Linked DNA regions of Homo sapiens: region 2 is linked to region 1. A link is a loop called in an ENCODE intact Hi-C map of the cell type or tissue named here. Cell type or tissue: IMR-90. All regions are shown on one strand. Each heading gives the region's core, and the rest is flanking DNA. Links, peaks and the distances in the headings are about the cores only.

Region 1 (16,291 bases), core at 1-8,000:
AAAACCCTGGGAAATAAATACACATCCCAATTTGGGTGGCAATAAGTGCTATGGATGGGGAGGAAGAAAGCATGAAAGTATAATAGGAAGTGCTGCTGGAGATGAGAAATTTTAAATAAGATGGTCACAGAATCACCAAGTGAGGAAGAAATGTTTGAGCAAAAACCTGGAGAAGCTGTGAGAGTAAGATATATGGCTACTTTGGCAAAGAACATTCCAGGTAGAGAAACAGCAAGGGAAGATATGGAGTCTTGTGTAGTATGTTTGAGGGACATTGAAGAGACTGAGCAGCCAGAGCAGTGAGAAAAGGGTAAGCAGGTGATATGGTCTGGCTCTGTTTCCCTACCCAAATCTCATCTTGATTGTAATCCCCACATATCAAAAGGGGAACCTGGTGGGAAGTGATTGCATCATGGGGGTGGTTCCCCCATGCTGTTCTCATGATAGTGAGTGAGTTCTCACAAGATCCGATGGTTTTAAAAGTGTTTGGCAGTTCCCCTCCCACTTTCTCTCTCTCTCTCTTGCCGCCATGTTAGATGTGCCTTCCTTCCCCTTCGCCTCCTGCCATGATTGTAAGTTTCCTGAGGCCTCCCCAACCATGTGGAACTGTAAGTCAATTAAACGTTTTTAAAGTAAATTACCCAGTCTTGGGTAGTTCTTTATAGTTGTGTGAAAATGAACTAATACAGAAAATTCATACCAGGAGTGGGGCACTGCTATAAAGATACCTAAAAATGTGGAAGCAACTTTGGAACTGGGTAATGGGCAGAGGTTGGAACAGCTTGGAGGGCTCAGAAAAACACAGGAAGATGTGGAAAAGTTTGGAACTTTCTAGAGACTTGTTGAATGGTTTTGACCAAAATGCTGATAGTGATACAGACAATGAAGTCCAGGCTGAGGTGGTCTCAGGTGGAGATAAGGAATTTCTTGGGAACTAGAGCAAAGGTCACTCTTCCTATGCTTTAGCAAAGAGATTGGCAGCATTTTGCCCCTGCTCTAGAGACCTGTGGAACTTTAAACTTGGGAGAGATAATTTTCTGGTACCTGGCAGAAGAAATTTCTAAGCAGCAAAGCATTCAAGATGCAACCTGGCTTTTTCTGAAAGCATATAGTCATATGCTTTCATAAAGTGATGATCTGAAATCTGAACTTACATACAAAAGAGAAGCAGAGGATAAAAGTTTGGAAAATTTGCAGCCTGACTATATGGTAGGAAAGAAACAGGCATTTTCTGGGGAGAAATATAAGCCTGCTGCAGAAATTTGCATAAGTAACAGGGAGATGAATTTTAATCACAAAAACAGTGGGAAAAATGTCTCCAGGGCATCTCAGAAATTTTCACAGTTGCCCCTCCCATCACAGGCCCAGAGGCTTAGGAGGGATAAATGGTTTCCTGGGCCGGGTCCAGGGCCCAACTACTCTGTGCAGCCTTAGGACATGGAGCCCTGTGTCCCAGTCACTCCAGCCATGGCTAAATGGGGCCAACCTATGGTTCAGGCTATTGCTTCAGAGGATGTAAGCCTAAGCCTTACTGGTTTCCACATGGTGTTGGGCCTGCGGGTGTGCAGAAGACAAGATTTGAACTTTGGGAGCCTCTGTCTAGATTTAAGAGGATGTATGAAAGTGCCTGGATGTCCAGGCAAAAGTCTGCTGTAAAGGTGGAACCCTCATGGAGAACCTCTACTAGGGCAAATGCAGAGAGAAAATGTGGAGTGGAGCTGTAAGAAAAGGGCCATCATCCTCCAGCCCCCAGAATAGTAGCTCCACAGTTTGCACTGTGCACCTGGAAAAGCCACAGCACTCAATGCCAGCCCATGACTATTGGGGGAACCCTCCCCCAATATTTCAACGTAGGTTCTTTCTATTTTCCATAAGTGTCAGCCATCTGAGAAATAAAGAGAAAGAGTACAAAGAGAGGAATTTTACAGCTGGGCCTCCAGGGGTGACATCATATATCAGTAGGACTGTGATGCCCACCTGAGCTGCAAAACCAGCAAGTTTTATTAAGGATTTCAAAAGGGGAGGTGGTGTAAGAACAGGGAGTAGGTCACAAAGATCACATGCTTCAAAGGGCAAAAAGGAGAACAAAGATCACACACTTCTGAGGAAACAGGACAAGGGCAAAAGCAGAACTCCTGATAAGGGTCTATATTTAGCAGTGCACATGTTGTCTTGATAAACATCTTAAACAACAGAAAGCAGGGTTCAAGAGTAGTTTGGTCTGACCAGAAATTTACCAGGGCAGAGTTTTTTCCCCACCCTAATAAGCCTGAGGGTACTGCAGTACATCAGGGCATATTTCAGTCCTTATCTCAACCACATAAGACAGACACTCGCAGAGGGGCCATTTGTAGACCTCCCCCCAGGAATGCATTCCTTCCCCAAGGTATTAATTATTAATATTCCTTGCTAGGAAAAGAATTTAGCGATATCTTCCCTACTTGCACGTCTGTTTATTGGCTCTCTGCAAGAAGAAAAATATGGCCCTATTTTTCCCGACCCCGCAAGCAGACAGACCTTATGATTGTCTTCCCTTGCTCCCTGAAAACCGCTGTTATTCTCTTCTTTTCCAAGGTGCACTGATTTCTTATTGTTCAAACACACATGTTTTACAATCAATTTGTACAATAGTGGTTCTGAGGTGATGTACATCCTCAGCTACAAAGATAATAGGATTAAGAGATTAAAGTAAGACAGGCATAAGAAATTATGAGAGTGTTATTTGGGAACTGATAAATGCCCATGAAATCTTCACAATTTATGTTCCTCTGCCACAGCTCCAGCTGGTCCCTCCGTTCAGGGTCCCTGACTTCCTGCAACACATGAAAGCAGCCACAAGGGCTGTACCCTGCAGAGCCACTGGGGTAGAGCTGCCCAAGGCCTTGGGAGACCACCTGTTGCATAAGCATGCCCTGGACATGAGACACAGAGTCAAAGGAGATCATTTTGGAGCCTTAAGATTTAATGGGTGGCCTGCCAGGATTCAGACTTGCATGGGGCCTATAGCCCTTTGCTTTGGCCAATTTTTCCCATTGGGAATGGGGGCATTTGCCAAATGCCTGTACTCCCATTGTATCTTGGACATAACTAACTTGTTGTTGATTTTACAGACTTATTGGCAGAAGGGACTTGCCTTGTCTCAGATGAGACTTTGGACTTGGACTTTTGAGTTAATGCTGGAGTGAGTTAAGACTTTGGGGTACTGTTGGGAAGGCATACTTGTGTTTTGAAATGTGAAAAGGACATGAAATTTGGGAGACTCCAGGGGTGTAATAATATGGTTTCACTCTGTGTCTGCACCAAAATCTCATCTTGATTGTAATCCCCATTTTGTCGAGGGAGGGACCTGGTGAGAGGTGATTGGATCATGGAAGCAGCTTCCTCCATGCTGTTCTTATAATAGTGAGTGAGTTTTCACAAGATCTGATGGTTTTAAAAGTGTTTGGCAGTTCCTTCCTCACTTTCTCTTTCTCCTGCTGCCATGTAAGACGTGCCTTGCTTCTTCTTCACCTTTTTGCCGCGATGGTAAGTTTCCTGAGGCCTTCCCAGGCATGTGGAACTGAGTCAATTAAGCCTTTTTAAAATGAATTACCCAGTGTCAGGTAGTTCTTTATAGCAGTGTAAAAACAGACTAATACAGCAGGGTAGGAGATAAGATAAGAGAGACAAGAATAGGCCAGACACTGTTGAACCTGTAGCCACTGTGAGAAAATATTGGGTTTTACTCTGAATGAGATGGGAAACCATTGGTAGGTTTAGAGCAGTGGGGTGATATGATCTTTTTGCTTTAAAAGGATCACCCTAGCTTTTGGTGAAGAACAGGCTTGCATAAGGCAAGGGCAGGAGAAGAAAGAATATTTATGAGTCCATTATGGTATCATGGTGACACACAGCGGTGGATATGATGAACAGTAGTTGTGGAAATGGGGTGAAATGGTCTGATTTTAGATGTATTTTGAAGATGGAGACAATGCAGCATGTATATTCATGTCCATGTGGACCAGCTTGATAAAATATTCAGAGCACACTTTGCAAAGAGCTCTCATTAGTTAGATTTTGCTGCAAACAAACCACCCCAAAACTTAGCAGCTTAAAATTATTAAGTTTAAGTCTGTAGTTTGAAGTCTGTAGATTTGCTGGGCAGGTCTACTGATTATGTCTGGGCTTGCTCATCTGCCTGCAGTCAACTAGCAGGTCACTGGGAACATGCCTGTGAGGTCTTCCCTCCACCTGGTCTCTTATCCTCCAGCAGGCTGTCCTGACCTTGTCATATGGAGATCAAAGTGCTCTAAGAGAGGAGAAGCTTGACAAACCTCTTAAGATCTATACTCAGCATTCACATTCTATTGGCCCAAGCAAGCCCATATTCAAGAGGTAGAGCAATAGACTCCACTTTTTGATGAAAACACCTGAAAAGAATTGTGGCCTATTTGTAGTCTGTCACAGCTTTTTCCCTGAAACAAAAATAAATTTTAAAAACGACCTTTTCCAAACTATTTTTCCACTGCTTTTTTATAGCTGTTAACAGATGCAACTCATTTTATACATGTCACTATGAATTTTTATAAGAGGCAACTACAAATATGAAAAACAGTACCTCTATAACACTGATGGAAAGAGACAGTAAACCTGAGGAAGCACAAAAGATAGGATCATTTAAATTTTTTTAGAAGTTTTCATTTAAGCAAAAATACTAATATCCTAAGTCTACAGCTCAAAGCATTTTCACAAATTGAACACAGCCCATGGAACCAGCACCTGCATCAGAAGAAAAAGAATCACCAGAAACTACACCCCCATGTGCATTTCCAGTCATAATTCTAAGAGTAACTTTTGTCCTACTTCAAACAGCAGAGGTGGATTTTGCCAGATATTTTAGTTAAAAAAATGAATTAGACAATATGCAATTCTCTGTGTATAGCTTCTTTCACTCAATTTTATGTTTCTGAGATCTTTCCTGTTGTTCCATGTAGTTGTAGATAACACATTCTTATCATAGTATAGTATTTCACTGTGTGAAAATACTATTATTAGTCAGAATGGTGATTATTGAAAAGTCAAGAAACAGCAGATGCTCGTGAGGCTGTGGACAAATAGGAATGCTTTTACATTGTTGGTGGGAATGTAAATTAGTGCAACCATTGTGGAAGATATTGTGGTGATTCCTCAAGGATCTAGAACCAGAAATACTATTTGACCCAGCAATCCCATCACTGGGTATATACCTAAAGGAATATAAATAATTTCTTTATAAAGATACATGCATGCACACTTATGTTCGTTGCAGCACTATTCGCAATAGCAAAGACATGGAATCAACCCAAATGTCCATCAATGATAGACTGGATAAAGAAAATGTGGTAAATATGCATTACGGAATACTATGCAGCCATAAAAATAAGTGAGATCATATCCTTTGCAGGGACGTGGATGAAGCTGGAAGCCATCATCCTTACCAAACTAACACAGGAACAGAAAACCAAACACTGCATGTTCTCACTCATAAGTGGGAGTTGAACAAGGAGAATACATGGGCACAGGGAGGGGAACATCACACACCAGGGCCTGTCGGGGATGGGGAGGGGAAGGGAGAGCATCAGGATAAATAGCTAAGGCATGTGGGGCTTAATACCTAGGTGATGGGTTGATAGGTGCAGCAAACCACCATGTAACACATCTACCTACGTAACAAACCTGCATGCTCTGCACATGTATCCCAAAACTTAAAATAAAATTTTAAAAAAGAGAAAATACTATAATTTATTTATCCTTCTCACTCTTTTTGTATAGTGTCCAGTTTGGGACCATCAGGAATAGCATTGCATGGATATTCTAGTACATATCTTTGCTGAACCTATAGATGTATTTCTGTTGGGCATATAACTAAGACTGGAATGCTAAATCACAGGATATGAATATGCCCAGCCTGATAACATATTGTGAAATAGTTTTTCAAAGTGGGCTGTACCAATTTACACTCCCATCAGCACTGTATGAGCAGTTGAGAAGGTAGTTTTAAATGATTAAAACTTCTAAATTAAGTGGAAACATTCTATTATAAAGAGACATGCATGCATATGTTCAGTGCAGCACTATTCGCAATAGCAAAGACAGGCAATCAATCTAAATGCCCATCAATGATAGGCTGGATAAAGAAAATGTTGTATATATACACCATGGAATACTATTTAGCCATAGAAAGAATGAGATCATGTCCTTTGTGGGAACATAGATGGAGCTGGAGGCCATTATCCTTAGCAAGGTAACACAAGAACAGAAAACCAACTACCACATGTTCTCATTTATAAGTGGGAGTTAAATGATAAGAACACATGAATGCATAGAGGGGAATAACACACACTGGGGCCTATCAGAGGGTGGAGGGTGGGAGAAGGAAGAGGATCAGGAAAAACAACTAATGGGTACCAGGCTTAATACGTGGGTGATGAAATAATCTCCACAACAAACCTCCATAACACAAGTTTACCTATGTAACAAACCTGAATTTGTATTCCTGAACTTAAAATAAAAGTTAAAAAAATCAAATGAAAAGTTTTTTTCCAAATGGAAAAAAATTCCATGCTCATGGATAGGAAGAATCAATATTGTGAAAATGGCCATACTGCCCAAAGTAATTTATAGATTCAAAGCTATTCTCATCAAGCTACCATTGACTTTTTTCACAGAATTAGAAAAAACTGCTTTAAATTTCATATGGAACCAAAAAAGAGCCTGTATAGCCAAGACAATCCTAAGCAAAAAAACAAAGCTGGAGGCATCACACTACCTGACTTCAAACTATACTGCAAGTCTACAGTAACCAAAACAGCATGGTACTGGTACCAAAACAGATATACAGACAAATGGAACAGAACAGAGACCTCATAAATAACACCTACACATCTACAACCATCTGAACTTCAACAAACCTGAAAAAAGCAAGCAATGGGGAAAGGACTCTCTATTTCATAAATGGTGCTGGGAAAACTGGCTAGCCATATGCAGAAAAGTGAAACTGGATGCCTTTCTTACACCTTATACCAAAATTATCTCAAGATGGATTAAAGGCTTACATGTAAGACCTAAAACCATAAAAACCCTAGCATAAAACCTAGGCAATACCATTCAGGACATAGGCATGGGCAAAGACTTCATGACTAAAACACTGAAAGCAATTGCAACAAAAGCCAAAGCAGACAAATGGGATCCAATTAAACTAAAGAGCTTCTGCACAGCAAAAGAAACTATCAGCAGAGTGAACAGGCAACCTACAGAATGGAAGAAAACTTTTGCAATCTATCCATCTGACAAAGGGCTAATATCCAGAATCTACAAGGAACATAAACAAATTTACAAGAAAAAAAAAACCCCATCAAAAAGTGGGCAAATGATATGAACAGACACTTCTCAAAATAAGACATTTATGGAGCCAACAGACATATGAAAAAAAGCTTATCAACACTGGTCATTAGAGAAATGCAAATCAAAACCACAATGAGATACCATCTCACGCCAGTTAGAATGGTGATCACTAAAACGTCAGGAAACAACAGATGCTGGCGAGGATGTGGAGACATAGGAACACTTTTACACTGTTGGTGGGAGTGTAAATTAGTTCAACCCTTGTGAAAGACAGTGTGGCGATTCCTCAAGGATCTAGAACTAGAAATACCATTGACCCAGCAATCCCATTACTGGGTATATATCGAAAGGATTATAAATCATTCTACTATAAAGACACATGCAAACATATGTTTATTACAGCACTATTTACAATAGCAAAGCCTTGGAACCAACCCAAATGCCCATCAATGATAGGCTTGATAAAGAAAATGTGGCACATATATACCATGGAATACTATGCAGCCATAAAAAAGAATGAGTTCTTGTCCTTTGCAGGGATGTGGATGAAGCTGGAAACCATCATTCTCAGCAAACTAACACAGGAACAGAAAACCAAACACCACATGCTCTCACTTATAAATGGAAGTTGAACATTGAGAACACATGGACACAGGGAGGGGAACATCACATACCTGTGCCTGCCAGGGGGTGGGGGTGCAAGGGGAGGGAGAGCATTAGGACAAATACCTAATGCATGCGGGGCCTAAAACCTAGATGATGGGTTGATGGGTGCAGCAAACCACCATGGCACATGTATACCTATGTAACAAACCTGCATGTTCTGCACATGTATCCCAGAACTTAAAGTATAATTTAAAAAAAAGAAAGAAAAGTTTATTTTCATAATGAGAAATTCATATCACATTAAAATATAATAATATAATAAAATATTTTAAAAGTAATTATAATGTAGATACTTTATATTTACACATGAATACAAACAACTGGGACTAAGAGTTATTATTATAATCTTATTTTTATGTTTATTTAGGAAGTTACAGGATAGTTACCTCTGTACCCATTAGGAAGAAAAATTGGGGGATATAAATAAATACCTTTATGCTTGAGTTTGGAAACCACTTGGAAGAAGTTGTAACATCCAAGGATTGTGAATATTCAAACACAGTATATCTAGTCTAATCTATCTAAAATTACAACTCTGGAAATTTAGATTGCAAATAATACCCAATTAACACTCCTGAAAAAGCCTCTCACACATAGAAAGACAAAAATTTACAGGTATATTGATAATTAGCTATATAAAGGAGCTCTTAACATTTAGTTTGTGCTTGTCTCGCAAACTGGGAAAAGAGAGCTGATGAGAATCCTCAGCACAGTCAGTACAACAAACTTAAGATGAGCAACACGGTCAATGGCTGTGATGCTGCTCTAAGAAAAGACATAGAACTTTCCATGTGTCCTTGCTGCCCCAAATATGTAGAGATATGTTCATTTCCAATAATGTTTTACACTCTAAGAAAATCAGAAGCAGTTGGGCCAATGAAAAGTAACTTCCTACCTCTGGTGACAGTGACAGCATGGCACGTGGGGTTATTATAGGTATAAGTAAGCTGAGCCCTGGTCACAGGAAGGGAAGCTGTGAGAACTATCCTGCTTGCCCAGATAATGTTTTGAGTTCCAACACTTGAATAGACATCTAAAGTCAGGGCCAAGAATGGTTAAAACACAGCCAAGAGGCTGGGTGCGGTGGCTCACGCCTGCAATCCCAGCACTTTGGGAGGCCAAGGCGGGCGGTCAGGAGTTCGGGACCAGCCTGACCAAAGTGGTGAAACCCCGTCGCTACTAAAAACACAAAAAAATTAGCCAGGTGTGGTGGCGGGTGCCTATGGTCCCAGCTACTCAGGAGGCTGAGGCAGGAGAATCACTTGAATCCGGGTGGCAGAGGTTGCAGTGAGCCGAGATCACGCCATTGCACTCCAGCCTGGGTGACAGAGCGATACTCCGTCTCAAAAAACAAACAAACAAACAAACAAACAAACAAAAACATAGCCAAGAGAGCTGTTATTTATTCTCTCTAATCACCTGTACCCTGAGAGTATGAGCAGACTGCATCCTTCCTAGGAACCAAGAGTGGGAAATTGGGGACTGCTTTCCTATTTTGTCCACTATAACTTAATTAACTGTTTTTTTTTTTCTTAAATAGATCCCTATGTTAACAATCTACTACCTTGTATATAGTGGGTTTCTCTAACCAGATCCCTCTAATCTGGGAATGATCACCAGACCGAAGCCCAAGACTGGCACTGCCTAATGCCATAGTCTGGGCTGAATGAAACAATTATAAGGAAGGAAACTGGTCCTGTTAAAACTTATTTTGATTTGATTTCATGAAAGAAAAGATCTGGAAAAAGATAGGAAGATGCTTTGAACCTCTGTATTGAATCTTGGCAAATTTCACCTTAGTTAAAGATGAGCTAGAGCAATGACAACAGCACATACCTATGGACACGAGGAAGCCACAGCGTGGAAAGACCAAGGGAAAGAGTGTATTTCTGAAAATGGCATATGGCAGAATCTACAGGAAATTCAAGGAAACTGTTTTGCATTCTCCCAAGAGTCCAAGGATTTATGGCTTTTATCATTAAAGTACATAGTCAGGGAAAAAATAACATGACATATATGAGATGAAGAGTCTAGTGTATAAACAGGAAACAGATTATTAAGAAATGTTTTAGATGCAAGCAGTGGAGGTTTGACTCAAGCTGGATTAAACAGTAAGGAGAATGTATTGTCTTGAGTAACCTAACAAAGGATGGACACATTTTAGGCGAGCCTTGATCCTCAGGTCGGTTGTATCTCCAACATCCCGTTTCCTTTTATCTGTCTTTCTGCCTTCCACGTAGTTTGGTTCCACTTGGAACTGACTTCTTTGTGGTCATAATATGTCTGTCAGCATCTTCTGGGACCCCAGACTTCTTCTAGTAGGAAGAGAATGCCTCTCCTGGCACTTATTTCAAACAAACAGACATTTCTTTCCTAGAAACCCTTATAAAATTTCTCCTCAGGTGTTATGGGTTAGAATTTAGTCATATGTCCATGCCTTCCCCTGAAACCATCTCTATGCCCAAGAGACTGAAACATGCTAATGGGCTTAAGCGAGTCAGGGATTACACCTGGGACCAGAAATGGAATCGACCTCCAAAGCTCATGGGCTACACAAAGGAGAGTACATACCTGAATTAAAATTGTGATTCTGTTACCAACAGGAGTGTGTTAGTCCGTTTTCACGCTGCTGATGGGAAATTTACAAAAGAAAGAGGCTTATTGGACTCACAGTTCCACATGGCTGGGGAGGCCTCACAATCATGGCAGAAGGCAAGGAGGAGCAAGTCACATCTTACGTGGATGGCAGCAGGCAAAGAGAGAGCTTGTGCAGAAAAACTCTCGTTTTCAAAACCATCAGATCTCATGAAACCCATTCACTATCATGAGAACAACATGAGAAAGACCCAACCCCATGATTCAATCATCTCCCACAGGGTCCCTCCCACAACACGTGGGTATTATGGGAGCTACAAGATGAGATTTGGGTGGGGACACAGAGCTAAACCATATCAAGGAGGGAGCAGTTGATGCTGAATGGCTCAAAATAGTACATACCCACTATACTACTTCATTTTGGTTGTGTAAAACCCTCATTTATTTTACTTCCCAAGATGAATGGGGAATTTCTAAAATGCTCATGCTAAAAAAACAGAAACAAAACAGAATAAAACCAAACACACACACACACACTCACAACTTCTCACACTACTGCTGAATGGAGATAACATAGAGTCCCATCGATCACATCAAGCTCCAGGTCTAAAATAAAATATCAAGCAGTCCTGTTCATATGTGCAGATAAAATTGTTGGTTTTTTTTTCCTTTTAAAATGTCTTAAACTTGGAAACAGACAAAATAAACTTTGATTGCCTCTTTTTGTTTCTGGGAGGATCTCCTGTTCATTGTCTCCCATGGTTACATGTGAGTTACACAACAGGGAAATTTGTTTTTCTAAGCATGCTCTGCTCACCAAGGGCATCTTCACTGGTTTATTTAAGTATTCAAACTCAAAAGACTCCCGAAGGCCACATTAGCCACCAATGACTCAGAAGGATATCAGATAAGAACAGCTGCTATTTAGTAAGACAATGTCAGGCATTTCTCTCAGCAGAAGCTTTTGCATCAGCAATCTGTGTACTGGTCCACATAGCCGCCCACAGGCTGTCCTCTTCATAGGTGACAATTTAGATCAAAGGTTGAGATTCACATTGGAGGGTGCAGGGATTTTCCTAACTTAAAAGCCACATGATCCATAGGAACCAGTATGTCCTATAAGAACTGCAGGGACATAGATTGCAGGATTCTCATAACAGGGACGTGCCCCTTATAAGAATCACCAAACACACCAAAAAATTGCCATGCCTATTAGAATAACTATTTATAATTATTTTATTGTTACTCCAAGTCCAGATGTAACTTAACAATCAAGAGTCCTTTTTTGTTTTGTTTTGTTTTTTCAAAATCATTGTGAACCAACCATACAGTTGACACATTCCATCTTAGCTAGTTTCCAGGTTAACAGAGTCAAAATCACATAACTAAACAGTCCAGAGCACTTAAATGAAGGTGCTTCCTCGCTGATCTACAAGGGACCATGGTGTTTTAGAAACCCACTTCTCAGTTCACTTTTAGCATTCTGCAGACACTTTAGAAGTTGAGTTAAGCAGAGGCTATTAGCAATCTGGCGTGGAATTTCTCTGTCAATACTACCACACATTTCTCTGTCAAAACTCCCACAAATGTATAGTGGGGTTTTATTCTCTTTGGTCCCATCAATTTGGGCTAGTGACCAAAGTGAAATACTTGATTCTAAAATTAGGTTTGGGAATTTCTGCATGGCCTAGAAATGGGCCTTCAATGTTCATTCCCCTGTTTCTCTTCAATGACGTACACTTTGTCTTCTACCCCTGAAAAAGAAGAAATAATGATCCCATGAGGACTCACTAATAAGCTGCACTTGGCCCCGGGGCTGTATGTCTGTGAATAAATGACCTTCTATAACAGGAATAACAACTTTGTGTCAGGAATAACGTGTATTTCAGAAGTTCCCTGAATGGAGTTACTTTGGGCTACAACTAGAGAGTTTAGCTTTTTTCTTCATGCCAGCTCAAGACTACCGGGGTCTTTGACAGTTTGGATTGCTGGTTAAAGGCAAAAAAAAAAAAAGCTTCATTTGGACAAGGGAGACCTATGTGCCATCCCCCTCTGCCTTCAGACACTGACAGTCGAAGGTCATTTCTTTCTATCGGAACCACAAGAAGTACTTAATGTACTCTGATAGTCTAAAATTTTCCTATCAAGTCTATTTTCCTATCTATCCTATCTATCAAGCTAGTTTCATAGTCTGACTCACAAGACAGCATAGGTGGCATTTTAACCAGCTGTTTTGCAAACACGTAATGCAGATCACTAACGTCCCAGCATGGGAAAGAGACATGCCCACGACCCTCCATCCTATCTCATTGTAGCCGATCTCACCTCTTAGGGCCTCCTTGCCTCACGCATCTCTGGTACCAGATTAATTATCAGTTAGGAACCTTTCCAATATAAGTAACAGAAAATTCAGCTCAAAGTGGCTAAAACAATAGACTGTATTCGTTCACATAACTAAACAGTTCTGATGCCACAGGTGAAGAGGCTAACTCACTGATCCTCAGTGCACAAGGTCAGCGGTTACATTCCAGCTGGCTTTCTGTGCTGTGTATCATATAAAGGAAGTCCCTCAAGGGCTTGGCCCCTTGCGAGGAGGGGACTCCATGGCTTTTCCTCACTCTTGTGCTGAGTCTTCTCCCTCTGTCTTTATTTCTCTTCCCAAAGCCATCCTCCTTATCAAAACTCTCCGCTAAACCCCAGTTCCCCCGCCCACCCCATCTTCCAATTCCTCTTGGTGAAAATGCAGCCCCTTCTACCGGGAGGTCTTGCTGCTCCTCAGATCTTTTCTTGCCCAAAGCTTCAGCCAGACAAGCCTTAGTATTCACTGCCATTCAATCCCTGAGGATGAACGTGGGTTCTCTAATTAAAATTCAATTTTTTTACCAGTGCTAACCTCCAGCCTGCTTGTTCCATTTCTAGATTGCCTGTTAAATAACAACAATTTTCAAAGAAAAATGTTGACTTTAATCAGAGAAAATACAGGACACTGATTGTTGGGCTCCAGCCATGGCCTTCAATCAGCGGCTATTAGTAAGTGTTTTGAGAGGCACCTTTGAATTGGTCTCCCTGGAACTCAATGTCTATTTTATAGACTGTTTGTTTGTTTCAGGATGCATCTAACAAAAATATTTTGACTTAAGGCCACTCTTTGACAGAAACACAGACATATATATATATATATATATTTTTTTTTTTTTCTGGAGGGCAATTTAATATGTAGACCCTTTAATAAATAAACACATAGATAAGTAAGTATGACAAATATTTATTGCATGCTGAGGAAACAGAGTAATGGAATTCATAAATTCCATTTATGAATTTTAAACTTGAAGCTAGAGAAACACAGTATACACATGTTGACTTCAGATTATAAAAAAGTAGCATGAAGAAAATAAAGAGAATATATTGATTCTATTAGTCAGGTTCTTGCCAGGAAACATAGTTTATCTCAGATGATTCCAATGAAGAGATTTTAGTGAAGGCACCACTTACAGAGATGTGAACTGGGATACAGGAACAAACAAGGGATGCTGAGGCACCCAGAGACCAGCAACATTAGGAAGCCATTAACATCTCTAAGAGCTGGCAGAACAGGCAGCTCTTCTAAGAGCTGGAGGGATTCAGTTATGCTAGAGACATAGTATAAAGCACAGGGAGAATTGGAAGGAAATCCTGCTATCTCAGTCTCCTTTTGTTCTTTTATCTCCAAAGGGAGACTGAGATAGCAGGATTTCCTTCTAATTCTCCCCATGCTTATTCTGTTGGCTGAATCTATCCAGAAACCAGGCAGCAAAAAAAAAGTTGGGAGATGTAAATGATAGGACCCAGTCTCTTGGGGAAAGAAAAAGTCAGAGAGCAGATTTGGGGTAGTGGGGCAGGGCAGGTCAGGGTAAGCATAGACTGCTTTAGGAACAATGATCAAGGGAAGGACAGGAGGAGGTAGCATTGTACACAAAGCCCAAATGATGAGCTGGAGCCAGCTGTGGGAAGTATAGGGCAGTGGCTGCAAAAACCTGTCTCTGGGCTAGACTTCTGATTTGAAGCTAGTTCCTGGTGTGTAAACTTGGATGACTTTACCCTCTCTGTGCCTCAGTTTCCTCATAATTGAAACAAAGCTAATAATCACACCGATTCCATTGCATTGTTTTGAAAACTCCATTAAATACAGATAAAGTACTTAGACCCATGCTTGGTATATAGTCAGCGCTCAATGAAATATTATTTTATTTGTATTTGGGCAAATGTTTATGAGCAGAGCAAGTACTGAGTGTAAAAGTTTGTAGTGAGAACTAGAGTAGCATGTCCCATGAATAAGGCTGATAATGATGTGGTTAAAGTAAAACTTGCAGTATAGGAATTCCAATTAGAAACTTATACTAAGAAAATGAAGTTATGTAAAAGTAAAAATGGGATGCTCATTGCAATGTTGTTTATAACAGAAAAATCAGGGAATGGGACAGCATTTCAAAAAATATAGTTCAATGGAGTAAAATGTAGCATATTCTTATATTGGAAAAGGTAGCTAATGACATGGAAAGTGGCGTATAGTGATGATATATTATTGTTAGCTCAGCAATAATATAAATTACATATTTAGATTTAATATTATAAATTTAATGATTTATATTTAATAATATGAATTAAATATAATTTAATTGCACTGCACTCCAGCCTGGGTGACAAAGTGAGATCTTGTCTCCAAAAGAAAACAAACAAACAAAAAGATGTCTGGTGTAAAACATGGCTTTTGTAGGAGGAGGCTGGCCATGATTTACTTGATATTAAAAATTATCAGAGATCTTCTGGATCAGAGCAGCTTCATCAATCTTTCCTTTTGTTATGTTGTCATGGTAACAATAGGGCTCAGGCTAAAGCAGCCCTTATAGTTCAGTGTAAATCATATTTAACATTTGAGAAGTTTCCCCTTTTGACTCATGCTTTGACTGAGACGTTGAAAGATCCGCATGGTGTGCTGAGACAATATGGTCAATAACGATCTTGATCCTAAAATCTAGATATACTAAAATTTAAAAGGTGTTTGTCTAGGAGTGGATGGCTTGCCGGGTTTTTGTATCTCTTCCTCTTCACCCTGACCTTGCTTCTTCTTCACTACAGTGTATTTTCTACTTTTTTTCCTGTTTAAAAATGCTGTATCACTTGTTTTTAAGATAAAATAATTCCCTGTCCCCTCCACCCTGCAGATTAAAATGCTAATCTGATGCTGTTGGCCTCCTCTTCAGAACACCTCAGTGTTTCTCTCCACCACCTGCAGTCAGAGGCAGGGTCCTGTGCTTCGCAGCATCGCTGTACCTCTCAGCGTCACCTGTACCTCTCAGCATCGCCTGTACCTCTCATCATCGCCTGTACCTCTCAGCATTGCCTGTACCTCTCATCATCGCCTGAACCTCTCATTATCGCCTGAACCTCTCATCATCGCCTGTACCTCTCAGTACTGCCTGTACCTCTCATCATCACCTGTACCTCTCAGCATTGCCTGTACCTCTCAGCATCACCTGTACCTCTCAGCACCGTCACCTGATACTCCCAACTAGCACTTGATGTTCTCAATCTTCCTGTAGTTTCCAAAACACAACTTGCTGTTTCAGGCCTCCTTGTCTTTGTTCAGGCTGTTCACTGGGCCTAAAGTATCACTTCCTCTTCAGCTATT
Region 2 (16,291 bases), core at 3,888-11,887, 130 kb before region 1:
CATTATTAATTAAATAGGAATAATAATATCTGCCATATACGCTTGTCCTGAGGATTAAGGGAAATAACATAGGTTAAATGCCTTTTCATAAGTATTATTTATATGCATAAACGTATATGTTTATAATTATTTGGTTAAGAATAAACCATTTAATTTAAGCATGTGAATAATAGAGAATTCTTGCAGTGGAAAAACAATTTAACCTAACATAGATTTTACAAGCACTGAATTGAGCATGTATTGATTCTGATTTAATAGTTTTCATATTTTGGTACCATACTAATACTAACACTAACACTAATGCTAATTACTATTACATTCATTTCTCATATATCTCTGTGTACCCTTGAGAAAGCCCTTCACACAGGCTGTGGGCCTTCCACAAGCCAGGATAAAATAGCCCCAGTCTTGAGGTAACAAGTTCAAGACCATACTGGCCATTTATAGCCAGTCTCTAAACTAAAAAAGTCTTGAATTTATTAATTTCCCTCTAAGTGAGCTCTTTTAAGGCAAATTACATAAGCTCAACGTTTCTAGTAGTTAAACAGAAGCATTAATGACCTACCTACCTCAGGGGACTATTGAGAAGATACTGATATGAACATTTGGTAAGCAAGAAGCTTGTCTCTTCCCTGCTCCTCCTGATGCCCACAAATAATCAGGATAGCAAAGTGCACAGTGTCACAGTATGTCTCTTCTCCCTGCTGCTGCCATATCCAGCTGGTCACAAGTCCTATTAATGTCCTTGTTCATGGTTTCCAATCACACTGCCATTAACCTAGTTTAGGTCCTTAGTAATTCATGCCTGGACTCAACCGACCCAATTTCTAAGTTACCAAGACCTCTTCCCACCTTTACTTTTCTAAAACCACTCTAATCATGTTATTTAATCTCAAAGCTCCACCTTGGTCTCTGGGGACCATCTACTGCCTCCTGGTGTGGACTGCCTGCAGAGCTGGCTGCTCCCTGGCTTTTCCTGCCTTTTCTCCTGCTGCCTTTCTCCCTGCAGCATCCCGTCTGCCAGGCGCCCTTGGACATGCCCTGTTTTCATTTTAGATTATCTTCCTAATCTCTTTCCATTCTGTTCCCTCTCCCAAATCTTTCTATCTACGGAAATCCTGTCCTTCTAAGAGAAGATATGGCACAGAAAAGAAAATATAAATGGCCACTTGTGTGGAAAAAATGCTCAATCTCACTAGTAGTCAAGTAATGGAAAATATATCATGTGTTGCTCATAATATTGTTAAAAAAGATGATACTTCTTTCTAGGAGAAAGTGGAGGAGGAGAAGAAGGGGAAGGAGATGAAGATGAAGAAGACAAAGGTGGCTAGTAAAGTTTAATATTTGAAAGGCTAATAATGTTTAATACTTAAAAGACCATCACAATCGGCAGGAATGACGGAGAATGTCTGCGCTCTTTTTCAAAAACAATTTTATGGTGCCTACTTGGCTTCAAAGGTGTGCCTATCTTTAGACCCAACAACCTTTCTTCTAATAACCGTTCTTACAGAACTAAGAAGGGCAGTATCAAAGATATACGTACAGGATGCTTACTGCCACACAAAATTACAAAGGGAGATAAATGAAAACCTAGAAGTACAGACAGATAGACTAATGACAAAGAATGTTTCCTAGAACCATTTTTGATTCTTGTGGGTGCAGGATCTCTAACCCAAACCCACACCTATCCAACTTCCACATAGCCCCCAGATACCCCATTGTACCCAGCATAAGACCCTGTAGCACTGTCCCCAGCCATCTATCCACACACACCCACTAAAGAGTTGCCCATCAGAACCCTTCTCCCTCAGCCTCTGCTGCCTCTAACGCTGGCACGAGTACAAGCAGAACAGGGACCTCACATATCTGTCTCACTAGTTGTTTTCTGAGCTAGTTCAAGGATGAGTTGAATATATTTTACATCCACCTAGAAGAATGTCCTAGATACATTTCAAGTGAAAATTTCAAGTCACTATGATATGCAGAACATGAAGTCATTTTTGTATGGGCAAAGATAATAGTAATAGTTGTAATTAGTAGTGGTAGTAATTATTATTAGTAGTAGTAACAACACAATGCTTACCAGGTTCCTGGCATTACTACACGTGATTTCTGTAACTTATTTAATGCTGACAATAAACCTATGAGATATTTACTATCACTATCCCCATTTTATGGATGGGCAAAACAAAAACTCCAAAATCATAATGCCCAGAGAATTAATTATTTGCTCAAAATCACACAGGTGCTAAGTGGTGGTGGATCTAGGATTCAAATCCAGGAAACCCAGTGCTGGAGTCCATACTCTTAAGCACCAGGAATACATAAGTACCTGTTACATACCAGGCTTTTATATGCATTGAAAATCTATGGAGGCCACATTTCAACATAATCACATTGATTACATTAGGAAGGAAAGAGGTGAACCATTTTCTCTGTCTTTATACAAATCTGCATCCTTTGAATTGTTGTATGTATTGCTACTACAATGAGAAACAACACCGAGTTAATACAAATTCAGTTAAGCATGTAAACACACATTAAAAGATTAGGTACAGTTTTTACATGATGAGGTAGACTGATCAACTGATCCTGGCTCACTGGACCTAAAAGGTCTTCCTCCATCTCTGATCAGGTTGTGCATCTGCCCATCTATAAATTTGATTTCCTCCTCTATGGGGGTCCCTTGAACTCTGCAGCTGGTTGTGTCCCCACTTTAACCAGCTATCAGTGACTCCATCACTTGACTTTTGAACCAAATGCTCCCTCTCTATGCCCGAATCCATGTTTGTCCTCCAAGCTTGGTGAGCTCAAATGAATAAAACCTGGGGGAAATGTCCTTTCATTTCTCTCCCTAACCCCTCCCATGCTTCCTGCTTTCTTTCTCCTGGGCCCACCTCTGGCCCCTTTTAGCTTGCTGGAACCAAAGCCAACTCCAAAGCAGAAAGTATTGAAGGCACAACCTGTAACTCAGGGAGAGAGCAGAGCTTCCACTCCCACCACAGAGCAGCGCCATGGCTCGTAAACCTGGTTTTCCCTTTGAGAGATGCGTGGAAGGGCAGGTGGATGGAGGGCCATGCTGGATGCTGCACCACCCATATCCCGTATGGTAGTGTGATTTCAAATCCTGAAACTAGAGTAAGTGTCTGAGGCCAGAGTATACATTTTATTCTTTGGATGAATAGACATTCCATGTCTGGATGATTAAATGACAGATGAGGGTATAAGGGTAAACCCAGGATCATTTTTTCAGCAACTAGCTAGCCTGACCTCGAAAACTGGTTTATATTACACACATTCAATTCCATAGGTCTTCTCTCCTTCATGCTGTTTTTTTCTCATGAACCTTCTGTTTCTTTTCCTTTCTATATCCAGTGTCTTTTCCAAGACATCGGGCTAGTTCAACCCCTTTTTTGAATTCTGTCCTAGACATTCCCAGCTCAGTCTTATTTTTCACTTAAGATTGTTTAATTCATACACCTGTAAGAATATGGAATACATGTGGAGGGATATAGATGGTAATAATAAAACAATCTGAAAAATTAAACAAACTCCCATATACCTACCATTCAGCTTAAAAAATAGACCTTTACCACCATCTTTGAAGCCCCTCCTGTGATCCTCCCCATTCAGCCCCTCTACCATCCCCATAGGAGTAAGCAGGGTTGGAGTCTTTGCTTCTTCTAGTCCTCTATTTCTACCTTACCGAACTGCCTTCTTAATTCTCAAGTTCCCCAGAGGCTCTGTCTTTCTCTTACTCCTATTCTCTCACTTCTCTCCTAGGTCACTCAAGAGGATGACATAATTGAGGAGCACAAGCCCAGGAGTGAGAAGACCTGGGTATTATTACCTTTTTAAATGTGGGCGCTGCCTACCCCCCAGCTGTTGATCTGCGTGCCTCAGGGAGTATTCTATCAAATGCACAGTGTGTGAGAAGGGATGTTCTAAACTCCCAGAGGCTGTCAGCACTCAGCTTGGAGTCTGGCGGGGCTCCACTCTCTTCTTTCCTCCCAGGCCCAAAGCCAGTCTGCAAAGAGCACAACGGTGACGTCTGAGAAGGGAGGGGGCTGGGGAGTGGGGGGCAGCCGGCAGGGAGGAGGGGAGCTCCTCCATGCGCGTAAACACACACACACACACACACACACACGAACGCTCACTCAAGTCTCCAGGGGCCAGTGCCAGTGGGAGATAGAGCTCAGTCCCAAAGCCAGTGTTCACAAAGATCAAAGGGCAGTAGGACAGTAGGCCACAAGTAATGCTCTGTCACCAGCTACCCGCGACCCTGCTCAAGCCCCGGGCCTTCTCATCCGACAAAGCAGCGGATTAGACGCGGTTCTCTAGGTCAGGCCCTCAGGTAACTCAACCACACAAAGCAAGCACACACAAACATCAGATGTCAGAACCTGGAGAGGAGGAGCAATGCGGCAGGGGGATGCGGGACCCAAGCGCAGAGGAAAATCACCAGCAGAAATACGGACACAAAGGGGATTCTCTGTCCCCGATGATTTCTGATTTCGGCACACCCAGACCCACGGCGCACCCATCGCGCCCCGCACCCCCGCCCCGGCCTCCCGCCCTGCCCTCCCCCCCGCAGCACCCAGGCCGAGTCCACCGTTGCTGGCCCCTTCTCCAGCCTGCCAGGCTTTTGGAGAGGGCCACTCACCAGGTCACCCTGCGATTTCCACGGGGGCAGGTGGGAGCGGGCAGAGCCTGGCGCAGAGAGGAATGCACAGGGAAGAGGCTTCCCTGTACCAGTGACTGGGCGACCGAGCCGGGATTTGGGAGCGGGGAGGAGGCTGGAGCTGGAGGAGAGGAGGGGTTTCCACGGGAGTCCCCTCCTCCCCACTTCCTCCCAGGCTGGAGTGGGAGCTCCAGGGGGCGGCGCTTGGCGGGGGACAGCGCTTCTTTGTGTCGCCGGCCCTGGTGGCTTGGCATTGCTGTGGCTTAGGGACGCCTGGAGACCCCATCCTGGCAGTGTGGACGGCTGTTTCATTAAAGATACAAACTTCTCTGACTCTACATTAGTAAGGGAAAGGCTGAGCAAATTGTGGGACAAACATTCTGCTTAGTATTATTCAGTTCTTAGGAAGAGCTTGAATCTCCATTTAGTCGGTGAATATACCGTGATATATTGCCAAGGGGAAAATACAAATTGTAGAAATTGTTGAATATGCTTTTGTTTTTATAGGAAAAACAAACCCCGTATATATTTGTATTATGGTGGGGAGAAGGGAAGGCTACATTTCTACCCATTAATATTGTTTAACTTGAGAAATAGGAGAGGTGCAACTTTTTATATAACTCTGCACTGTTTGCAGTTACGTGTCTTACTTTTGTAAATTAAAAATAATATACAGTTCAAACAATAGTTAACCAAAATGTATTTTTCGGTGTACAGTTCAAATCGCATTTCTTTCTTTCCTTTTTCTTTTTTTTTTTTTTTTTTTTTTTGAGACGGAGTCTCGCTCTGTCGCCCAGGCTGCAGTGCAATGGCGCGATCTCGGCTCACTGCAACCTCCGCCTCCCGAGTTCAAGAGATTCTCCTGCCTCAGCCTCCCAAATAGCTGGGATTACAGGCGCCCGCCATCACGCCTGGCTAATTTTTTTATTTTTGTAGAGACGGGATTTCACCATGTTGGCCAGGCTGATCTCAAATCACTGACCTCAAGTGATCCGCCCGCCTCGGCCTCCCAAAGTGTTGGGATTACAGGCGTGAGCCACCATCGTGCCCGCTCCCCATTTCTTTCCTTTATGATATCAGCTGAGAGCTGCTCCTCTCTCTTGTGTATGTGGCCACTTCACCTTTCTCACAGGTGCTGGCTCCAGCATGGGAAATGCAGGGTGGTGACAGGGACCCAGACTAAGTGGACTGGATTCAAATCCCAGAGCTACACTTTACCAACGGTGTGACTTTGGGGAAGTTACCTAATTCCTCTGTGCCTCAGTGTTATTACCTATACAACGGGGATGAGAAAAGTAATACCTATACTAAGCCTTATTATAAGGCTTAAGTTAGGTGAGTTTATGCTTGTAAAGTTCTTGAATCAATGTCTGGTATACGGTAAGACTGGATGAGTGCCTCATAAATAAATATTCAAATCATCCTAAAATTCAATATTTCATATTTCAGGAAAATGCATACCTTTTAATCCTAACTGGGGTTTGAGTCCCAACCCAAGCCATACTCCCTTTCCCCATCTCCCTTCAACTCCCTTTCTCCAAATTGGATCATTAGGAACAAGTCAGAAGGCCATGTAGATAGGTGAGCTCCGCGGCAGGTTTTATGTAAAGGAAATGGCAGGGAGAGAAATCAAGAGAACCTGAATTCAAGATTCTGCCAAGTCAAGGCCCACCTGAGAGACAGTGAGCACATCTTTTATCTTCTCCAGTGTTCAGATTTTTCAGCTAAATGAAGCGGGCTAGTGACTGGCACTCACTAAGTCCCTTCCGGGTCTGCAATGTCAGGACTAACAGCACCGCAAGTTAAAACCCTGTAATACTGAATCTCGTGCAAAAATTTTAAATTCAGAACAAAAACGCATACCTAAAAATAAACATTAATAATAAAGGACAAAATATACAAGGTAAGGGATGCAAGCTAACTTACCTCTCAGGATGGGGGCATGAGATTTGGTGGGGGGAAGGGGTTTTTAAGTGTTTTATTTCTTAGAAAGAAAGGGGGGTGGAGGAAGAGAGGGAGCGCTGAAGCAAAGGTGATAAAATGTCAGCATATAATAAATCTGTCATATTATCTCCTGCGCGTAGCTTTGAAATATATTTCATAATAAAATAAAATATGTTGCTGGTTATGTTCCTGGAGAAGAAATGCAGTATGAAAGAAATAAGAGACTGGTAGAAAGAAGCTGAAATAGAAACAGCAATGGAGAAAGCGCAGGCAACCCTTTTTGAAAGACATCTACCTCCCTGGACCCAAAACCCAAGGGGGTCCCAGGCCAAAAACGCGACCACTTTGGCAGCCCCGCGTGCGCCCCCCTCGGCCGCGCTCCCCAAGGACCCCGACCCAGTGCCTCCTTCTCCCACCCGCACCTCAGCGGACTGCATCGGGAGCCGCCCCTGAATTGGTCCGTGTGCCCGGGCCTGGTCTGGTCCCCGAAACCAGCTTTGGACGAGACTCACCCTTTCGTCCAGCAATTTCCACACCAGGCTACTTTGGAGTGGGGAGTCTTCCACAGAGATGTGGGAAGGCGCTGGGGCAGACGCCTTGGGAATTTGCAAATTGGTAGTGAAGTGGCTAGGAGGAGGCGTGTGGGGGGAGGTGGGCTGCAGTGCAGACGGTTGGGGGTTGGGGCGTCCCCGGGAGCTGATTGGCTGCCGCGGGTGGAGGCGGAGCTTGGCCGCCGCCCCCGGACCGCAGAGGCCCGGCTTTGTGTCAGTTTCTACCCCAAGATGCCGCCCCAGATCCGGGATGGAGACCCAGACGCCCGCCCTCAGAGTGCAGCAGGACGATTTGTTTCAAAGTAAATCGTTGAGACTGTTCATTAACAAGGGAGCGATGGATAAATAATGATGATCTCTGTGTAAAATAATATACAACTATTTCCAAGGATGGGTTAAATCTACTTATATAAATCTACTTATATATTGCCTCTATCTATATATTTATATATTATTTTTAAAATAAACATCTAACATAGTAAAAAACGTTCCATTTTGTGTAAAAAAAACTTCAAAACTGTTCATATGTACTTATATAAACACAGAAATTGTATGGAAGATAAACTATTAGAACCAGTTACTTCAGACAGGAAAGTGGATTACTTGTTATTTTTTTCTTGATACACCTCATTAGCGTTTCAATAGTCACACGCATTATTTTGTAATAAAAATAAATTTAATCAACTAAAAAACTACATAAAATATCCTCACCCAAGCAGCTGGCAGCGGCTTCTCTACAAATATGATTTCTCCCTGTGGAGAACTTTGTTGCTAGTTCTGATCCATGTTATTTGAGTGGAACACGAGACTTGACCATGGAGCAGGAACTGGCTTTATGCCTGACCAGGTCCTGCACTCGCATCTACTCATCTAACCTGGAGAGCTCAACTGTAAAACCTGGAGGAACCACTCATCTCTTTTTATGGCTGGTCCCCAGGGCCCCAGGGAGATTTGCATGGCCCCTGTCCTGTCTCCAGATTCCTCACCCCTCACTGCCCTGGCCCCTGTTTGCTGGGTACCTAAGGAAGGGTTGTCCTGGGACCAAACTGTTCTCTGGAAGAGACCATCACAAAGCTTTCTCCCTTACTACAAAAGTGTAGTGTCCAGAGTGGACCTTCCAGGGGAAGGTGGCTTCAGTGGTGAAAGGGACAGGGTACGACATCCCATATAAATTAAGGGTTTCATTTCAACTGCTCCAACTACAGGAAGCATAGGTTAAGAACTCTATTTTATTCTTTCTATTCCCCACTTCAACTAGGTCACAAACAGGTGCTCTGTAATGTCCACTGGATGGATGGATGAAATGGGGTAAGAAAGAAAATCCTTAGGATCATTCCTCAAAAAAACAAACAGCAGCCTAAAGCAGAAAATGGATGAAATTACACACCTCCTGTGCTGTAAGTAAGTTTTCTCCTTCCTTCATGCTCTTTTAATGCTTCCTCAAATTTTACCTTTTTTTTTTTTTTTTTTTTTTTGAGACAGGGTCTTGTGCTGGAGTGCAGTGGAGCGAGGCTCACTGCAACCTCGAACTCCTGGGCTCAATCGATCCGCCCACCTCAGCCTCCCCAGTAGCTGGGACTACAGATGTGCGCGCCATCATGCCCAGGGAGTTTTTGTATTTTTTTTTTTTTTTTTTTCTGTAGAGATGGGGTCTCACTTTGTTGCCCAGACTGGTCTTGAAGTCCTGGGCTCAAGTGATCCTCCTGCTTCCGCTCCCAAAGTACTGGGATTACAGGCATAAGCCACCCTGTCTGGCTGCTTCCTCAAATTTTGAGCTGGTTCTATCTCCTCTTTCTCAGTCTCAGACACCACATTATAAGCTAAATTTTAAATGCTGGATCCTTTCTTATTTCTACTTCCCCTTGAGTTTGTTTTCCTTTCTAATGTTCTGCCTGGAGTAGCTCTGAGTAACGAAGACTGCTATGAAATCCTGAAAGTATTCAAATAACTTTTGAGATACTAAGTTTGGTAAATATTCTGAAACATGTGAATAAATGAACAATTAAAAATCCATATCAAAAATATTACGCAATTCTTTAAAATGAGCTCAATTCATACCTTGAGAAATTGTCTTAATGTATATTTTCAGCAATAAAAGTATGATCCTACTTTTTGCAGGGAAAAAATTCTATAATTGCGTGTTTATGTTTAAGCACAGAAAACATAAGGACAAATTTGGCTACTTCAGGAAGTGGGGGAGGGTTGAGCAGTAATTTTTTTCTTTAGACACTTTGGATTTTGAAAATGTTACAAGTATTATTTTGCAACGCAAAATAAGACTATTATTCAGTAATACCACTTTTAGGTGTGTACCCAATATACACATTTTCACTGAAGGACACGTACTGGAATCCTCAAAGTGTCACCATCCAAGGTAGTCTAAAACTGGAAACTACTCAAATCCTATCCTCCCTGCTTTCTCAGCTCTAATCCACCCTGCTCTCTATCAGCTGGGTACCATCAACAGTAGAATGTTTAAATAAATTGTGGCATATTCACAATGAAATATGGTACAGCAATGAGAATGAATGATTTGCATTTTTCACAATATAGCTGAATCTCACCAACATACTGTAGTGAACTAAGCCAGAAACAAGAGAGTACATACTATATTGTTATATTTACATAAATATAAAAACAGGTGAAACTAATATTTGATATTAAGACTTAGAATAATATTTACTCTTGGGCCAGGTAGTGACTAGAGAGGAACACAAAGGCGACTTCTGGGTTACTGGTAATGTTCTCTTAATTAATTTAGGTGCTGGCCCAAGGTTGTGTTCAGTTTGTAAAAATGTATCAAGCTGTACATTTATGATATACTGATATATAATCACACATGCAAATATCTAACTTTAATAAGGTGTTAAAAATAATGTTTTAGTTCTAGGAATGTAGATAAATGTCCCAAAACATACTACTGATGCAAACAACATATATACACAAAATATTATAAATTCATCAATGAAATGATAGGAAAGTAGAGAGTACACAAAGCCAGAAACAAACTAAAAGCAGGAAACATTGAAGGAAGCAAGCATGAAAGCTGGCTCTCACCACAATGCTTCCACAAAACCCTGGAGAATGTATGGGGAGTGACTCTATGGGGTTTCCAGCCTAGGATATTAAGACCAAGCTCACAAAAAGAATATAATTAAAAATGACATCCCAGCACAAAGCTCACACACCAAAGGGGTATTCCAACAGGGTAAAGGTAAATAGGAAGTAAATTCATGTCACAGAAGAAATCAATGCAATTTGCTTGTCTTGACCCTGCTGAAAGATGAAGGGGAAAAAGATCAATGAGAATGAATAATCACAAACCAGTTTTCCATATAGGTTTGCAATATTAATTCATGCTACATCTGTGAATTCAAAAACCCTAAGCAAATAATTTGAGGTGGTCCCAATTTGCTAATGTATTCAATTGGAAGATGCACATGCATATCTTTTCTAGAGAAATTTAACTTTAATGTATCTAGAAATAATTTCTAGGACAAAAATTCACATGAAAGGAGAAGCTCACATTAATAATTTTTAAAACCACATAACACTCAGGAAATAAAGCACAATGAAAGACAGCCATTACAAACAAGAGAATCAGAAACAGGCAAAATTTAGATATCAGAATTACTAGTCACAGAACATAGAATAGCCATGTTTTGTACATTTGAAAAATAAAATAGAAACTAGAAACTTGAACAGAAAATAATTGTATTTATAAAAAAGAATCAAAACTAGAAATTAAAAAATAATTGAAATAAAATAGTTCAAAATAGAAATTTATTGAAGAGACTAAATAGAAGATTAAACAAAGTTGAAGAAAGAATTACTGAACTGGATCTGGAGTAGAGGAAATTATTCATAATTCAGTCTAAAATCGAAAAAATGATGGAAAATATGAAAAAGGATAGACGATATAGAGCATATAGTGAGAAGACCTAAGACACATCTGATCTGAGGTTCAAATAGATATAATAGAAAGATTGTGGGAGAGTTATTATTGAAAGAAATGATTGAATTTTCCAGAGATCTTGAAAGACACCAATCCTCAGATCCAGGGAGTCTAACAAATCCTAAAATGATAAAAAGAAATACTCATCTAAATATCTGTAGTGAATTAAAGAAGAGAAGACACCAAAGACATCTCAATTGGTTCAGCTTACACAATTCTGACTGAAAAATGAAAGTTGAGCAAACTCTCCACTTGATGGGATGCATCAAGATCAGCTGCAGAAAAGAGAAGAACTTTCAATGGAGATTTTAAACAAGTGAGATCAAGATTCTGAAGCATATCCTCAAAGAACTGTAACAGGAGAGGAAACATGGCTTTACCAGTATGATCCTGAAGACAAAGCAGAATCAAAGCAATGGCTACCAAGAGGCAGAAGTGGTCCAGTCAAAGCAAAAGCAGATGGGTCAAAAGCAAAGGCCATGGTGACAGTTTTTTGAGATGCTCAAGGTGTTTTGCTTGTTGACTTTCTGGAAGACCAAAGAATGATAACATTTGCTTATTACTGTAGTGCTCTGAGAAAGTCAGCCATAGCTTTAGCAGGAAAACACCCAGGAAAGCTTCACCAGACAGTCCTCCTCCACGATGGCAATGACTTTGCCCATTCCTCTCATCAACTAAGGGCAATTTTGAGTTTCAATGGGGAATCATTAGGCATCCACCTTAGAGTCCTGATTTGGCTCCTTCTGACTTCGTTTCCTAATCTCAAAAAATCTGTGAAGGGCACCCATTTTTCTTTTTTTTTTGAGACGGAGTCTCGCTCTGTTGCCCAGGCTGGAGTGCAGTGGCTCGATCTCGGCTCACTGCAAGTTCCGCCTCCCAGGTTCACGCCATTCTCCTGCCTCAGCCTCCCGAGTAGCTGGGACTACAGGCACCCGCCACCACACCCAGTTATTTTATTTTATTTTATTTTTTGTATTTTTAGTAGAGACAGGGTTTCACCATGTTAGCCAGGATGGTCTCGATTTCCTGACCTTGTGATCCGCCCGCCTCGGCCTCCCAAAGTGCTGGGAGAAGGGCACCCATTTTTGTTTGGTTAATAATGTAAAAATACTGTATCTACATGGCTAAATTCCTAGGACCTTCAGTTTCTTAGTGATGGACTAAATTGCTGTTATCACTGCTTACAAAAGTGTCTTGAACTTGAAGGGGCTTATGTTGAGGCAACATTTATTTTTCAAAAAATTTTTAATTCCATTATTCCCACAAACTTCTTGAAATTCCCTCATATCTTTGGAATAATCCTCCCATTGGAAACAATAATAAAAGCTCAACAAAATATAGGAAACCAACTGAAGACTCAGAAAAGTAAACAACATAAACAGGACAAAAGGACTATAATCCTTGATGAACAGAAAACACAGGACATGAGTTGTATATTCGCTATTGCTTTTTACTTTCGGGCATTTTTCATTTTACAGTGCAGGGTTACTGAGGCTGAAAAGGAAGTGTCAGTCTTACTGGTTCAAGACTATCAAACCAGGTGGAGCTCAAAGGGCAAAGTTTCAGACATGAAGAAACCAGACAAGTTAATCTAAAATTTTATATATGAATTCCCCTAATGTCACTGGCTGATTCCTAAGCTATGCATGCAATAGGAGAGACCTCAAGGAAACTTGTAGGAAATAGTGGCCAAAGAGCTAAACAGTTGAGCAGTCATTTCAGTGGTTATATTGTTCTGAGAAAAGCAATGGAGTTTATGCCCCAACAAAAAGAAACATTCTAATAAACACTCCATGATTTCAGTTGACACATAAGAAAATCCCTGACATATGAAGAAGCATATCTTATGGTTTAAAGACTATGTTCTTGGAGAAAGATCAAACCTTAAATGGGCTAGTCCTAACAAAGCCTAAAACTAATATTTGATAGCATCAAAGTAATCTGCTGGTACTTTATCTGCCCACTTCCCCAAAAAATCCTCTTGAAAGAAAATAACATCAATCAAAACCTTTATATTTTTTCATCCACAATATTCTGCATTGAATCAAAAATTAGGAAAGCAGTTAAAAAAACAGAATAAGTTGCCAATAACTCAAGAGAAATAACAGAAAATAAACACAGGCACAAGTGGTTCAGATACTTGAGTTCTTAGAGAACTTAACTGTGATTCATACGTTAAGAAATTAGAAACAAGGCTGTGGAATTTCAGCATAGAAATAAAACTCATAAAAAAGTAAAATGAAAAATTAAAAAAGAAAAATAATAATAATTAAAATTGGTACTTAATAGATTGCTTTAATAGCATATTAGACACAAAAGACCAGAGAATTGGTGAAGTATAGCAAAGGTAAGTAGAAAGTATCCATACATAACATAAGAGGAAAGAAAACATGATACACAAAGAGATCAAAAGATACAGAAAGAGTGTAACAGGATTATGAGATAGGGTGAAAAGTTGTGACACATGAGTAATCACAGTCCCAGACGGAAAGGAAGGAGATAATAAAACAAGCAAAATGTTATCAATTAATGATTTGAAAAACATCAAACCACAAGCTGAAGAAACTTTATGTTCCCCGAGCAGAATACACAGAAAGAAAACTACATTGAGACACATCACATTCAAACTGCTGAAAACCAAATTCATAGAGAAAATCTGAAAAGCAGCCAGAGATAAAGGATACTTTTCATTTAAATGAACAAAAAATACAGCTAATTTTTCAAAAGAGTGATGAAAATAAGAACACAACAGAATTCCTAAAAGATGAAAGAAAAAGAAAAATCTGCCAACCTAAAATTCTATACACAAGAAAAATATTCCTCAAAAATAAAGGCAATGTAATTTTAGATACACTAAAGCTGAAAGCATTTTCCACTAGAATATAACTACTAAAACTAATTTTTTATGAAAATTATTCCTCATAGAAGTACAGTGCTGTAGGAATTAATAGAGAACACTGAAAAGAGTAAATACATAGGCAAATATAAATGAATATTGACTGTTTAAATAAACAAAATGCCTTATGGAATACAGAAGCATATAAAAAATAAAACAGACAATAGTACAGCTGCAAGATGGAGATAAACTTAAAATTTTGCATTGAGAATACATAGAAGTAATAATTTAAGGTAGGTCATAATAAATCAATAAGGTGAACTGTAATATCTAAAGTAACCATTAAAATAATTTAAAAAATTATAATTCAAAATATTGAAGAAAAATTAATAGAAAGTGTTGAATTCGAAAGAAATCAAGAAAAGAGAAAATAACAAAGAAGAAATGGAACAAAGAGAAAACTGTGCAAATTGGTAGACTTTAACCCAATTTTTTTTTTTTTTTTTTTGGAGAAGGAGTGTCACCGTTGCCAGGCTAGATTGCAGTGGTGCGATCTTGGCTCACTGCTGCCTCGGCTCACTGCAACCTTGCTTAAACCCAATATTTATAGATTGCATGTTTGTGTCCCTCCAAAATTTGTATGTTGAAATTCTAACCCCCAATGGAATGGTATTAGGAAGTGGGCCTTTGGGAGGTAATTAGATGTAGATGATGTCATGAGTGTGAAACACTCATAATGGGATTAGTATCTTTATAAGACGAGAACGAGACTAGAGCTCCCTCTCTTGGCCATGTGAAAATACAGTGAGAAAGGTAGCTGTCTATAAGCTAGGAGGCCAGCCCTCACCAGACATTAAATCTGCTGGTTTATCTTTAAATGTTTGTTGTTTAACCACCAGTCTATCACATTTGTGTCACAGCAGCCCAAAACAACTAAGATACCAACTATATAAATAATTATACTAAATATAAATGGATTAAAAATCCAATTAGAAAAAGAGTTCATTTAGAAGAGAAATATTGAAAGTGAAAGGATGGAAAAAGGTACACCAAGCAAACATTAACCAAAAGAAAGCTAGTATGGCTTATGTACAATGGGCAAAGTAAACATTACTGTCAGCAAGTGTTACTGTAGATATAAAACAAATTTCATAATGATAAAAGGATCAATTCAGTACAGCAATACAAAAATTTTAAATTTGTATCCTTAATAACTTCAAAATTTATAAAGCAAAGTTGACAATAATAAAAGAAGAAAAGACAAGTCCACAAGCATAGTTGAAGATTTAAGTACATTTTTCTCAGTAATCTGAATAAACAAGTGCATAAAAATCAGTAAGGATATACATGATTTGAATAACATAATTAACAAATTTGACCCTGTTGACACATATGGTACATATACACCTACCAACAACAGAATATACATGATTTTTAGTGCGTGTCAAACATTTTCTCAAATAAAACATATACTGGGTATGAAGCAAGTCTCAAGAAACTCAAAAAGATGTAGAATATATTCTCTGATCTTAATGGAATTAAACCAGAAATAAATAATTTTTATTTATTTAATTAGAAAATTCCCACGTTTGGAAATTAAGGATCACACTTCTGAACACCCCTTAGGTCAGAGAAGAAATCACAATGGAAATTAGAAAATATCTTAACTAAATAATAATTAAAATACAATTTATCAAAATTTGCAGGAGGCAGCAAAAGCAATTACTTAATAAAGGAATTACTTAATAAAGGAAAACTCTATAGCTCTAAATGCATACATTAATAAAAGGGAAAGACTGAAAGTAAACTATTTCAAAACATTAGAAAAAGAATAACAAATTTAAAGTAAATCAGAGAATATAATAAACATAAAAGCAAGAATCAAATTTTAAAAAATTTAGAAATTCAGTAAAACCAAAAGTTGGTTTTAATGAACCAAACTAAGAATGATCAATAAAGAGACACAGAGAGAGAATCCATTATAATTATCAGGGGACATTATTGCAGTCCCAAAAGACATTAAAAATATAACAAAGTGATATTACAAGTAATCATATGCCAATAAATTTAACAAACTCAGATGAATTTGCAAATTGTTTAAACAACATAATTTATCCAAAACAGCAAGAAGAAGCAGAAAATATAAATAATCCTATACATAAAAAAAATGCAGTCCAAAATCAAAAACATTCTGCAAAAAAGTTTAGTCCCAAAAGGATTTTTATGGTGAATTTTTCTAAACACTTGAGAAAAATATAATACTAATATCATAAAACTTCTTCCAGAGACTAGTAAATGAAGAAACTCTTCCCAACTCATTTTTA

What was found. A loop is a pair of places that touch in the nucleus more often than their neighbours do. Peaks named below come from ENCODE experiments on the same cell type or tissue, not always from the same donor. Only the 100,000 strongest peaks of a DNase experiment are listed, where the experiment ranks them.
Region 2: it touches region 1 in a loop (2.4-fold over the local background); 8 of 110 quality-filtered maps call a loop at or near these places.

Annotation. Positions count from the first base shown.
Region 1 is chr7:144,008,157-144,024,447 of GRCh38, forward strand. It overlaps OR6B1 (olfactory receptor family 6 subfamily B member 1), which reads left to right. Exons shown (of 2, transcript NM_001005281.3): 2 at 1-637. Among named protein-coding and RNA genes, the nearest start is that of OR6B1, 16 kb to the left of the region's middle. In IMR-90, for the core only: a CTCF peak has its summit at 3,887; no DNase peak of the experiment used is centred there.
Region 2 is chr7:143,878,073-143,894,363 of GRCh38, forward strand. The region is part of intron 1 of TCAF1 (TRPM8 channel associated factor 1); the gene reads right to left. LOC105375549 (a long non-coding RNA gene) reads left to right here and starts at 7,379. Exons shown (of 3, transcript XR_007060574.1): 1 at 7,379-7,478; 2 at 8,435-8,573. RefSeq lists enhancers at 7,054-7,103, 7,134-7,193. In IMR-90, for the core only: no CTCF peak of the experiment used is centred there; DNase peaks (open chromatin) are centred at 4,059 and 7,339; H3K4me3 peaks cover 2,502 bases; H3K27ac peaks cover 1,678 bases.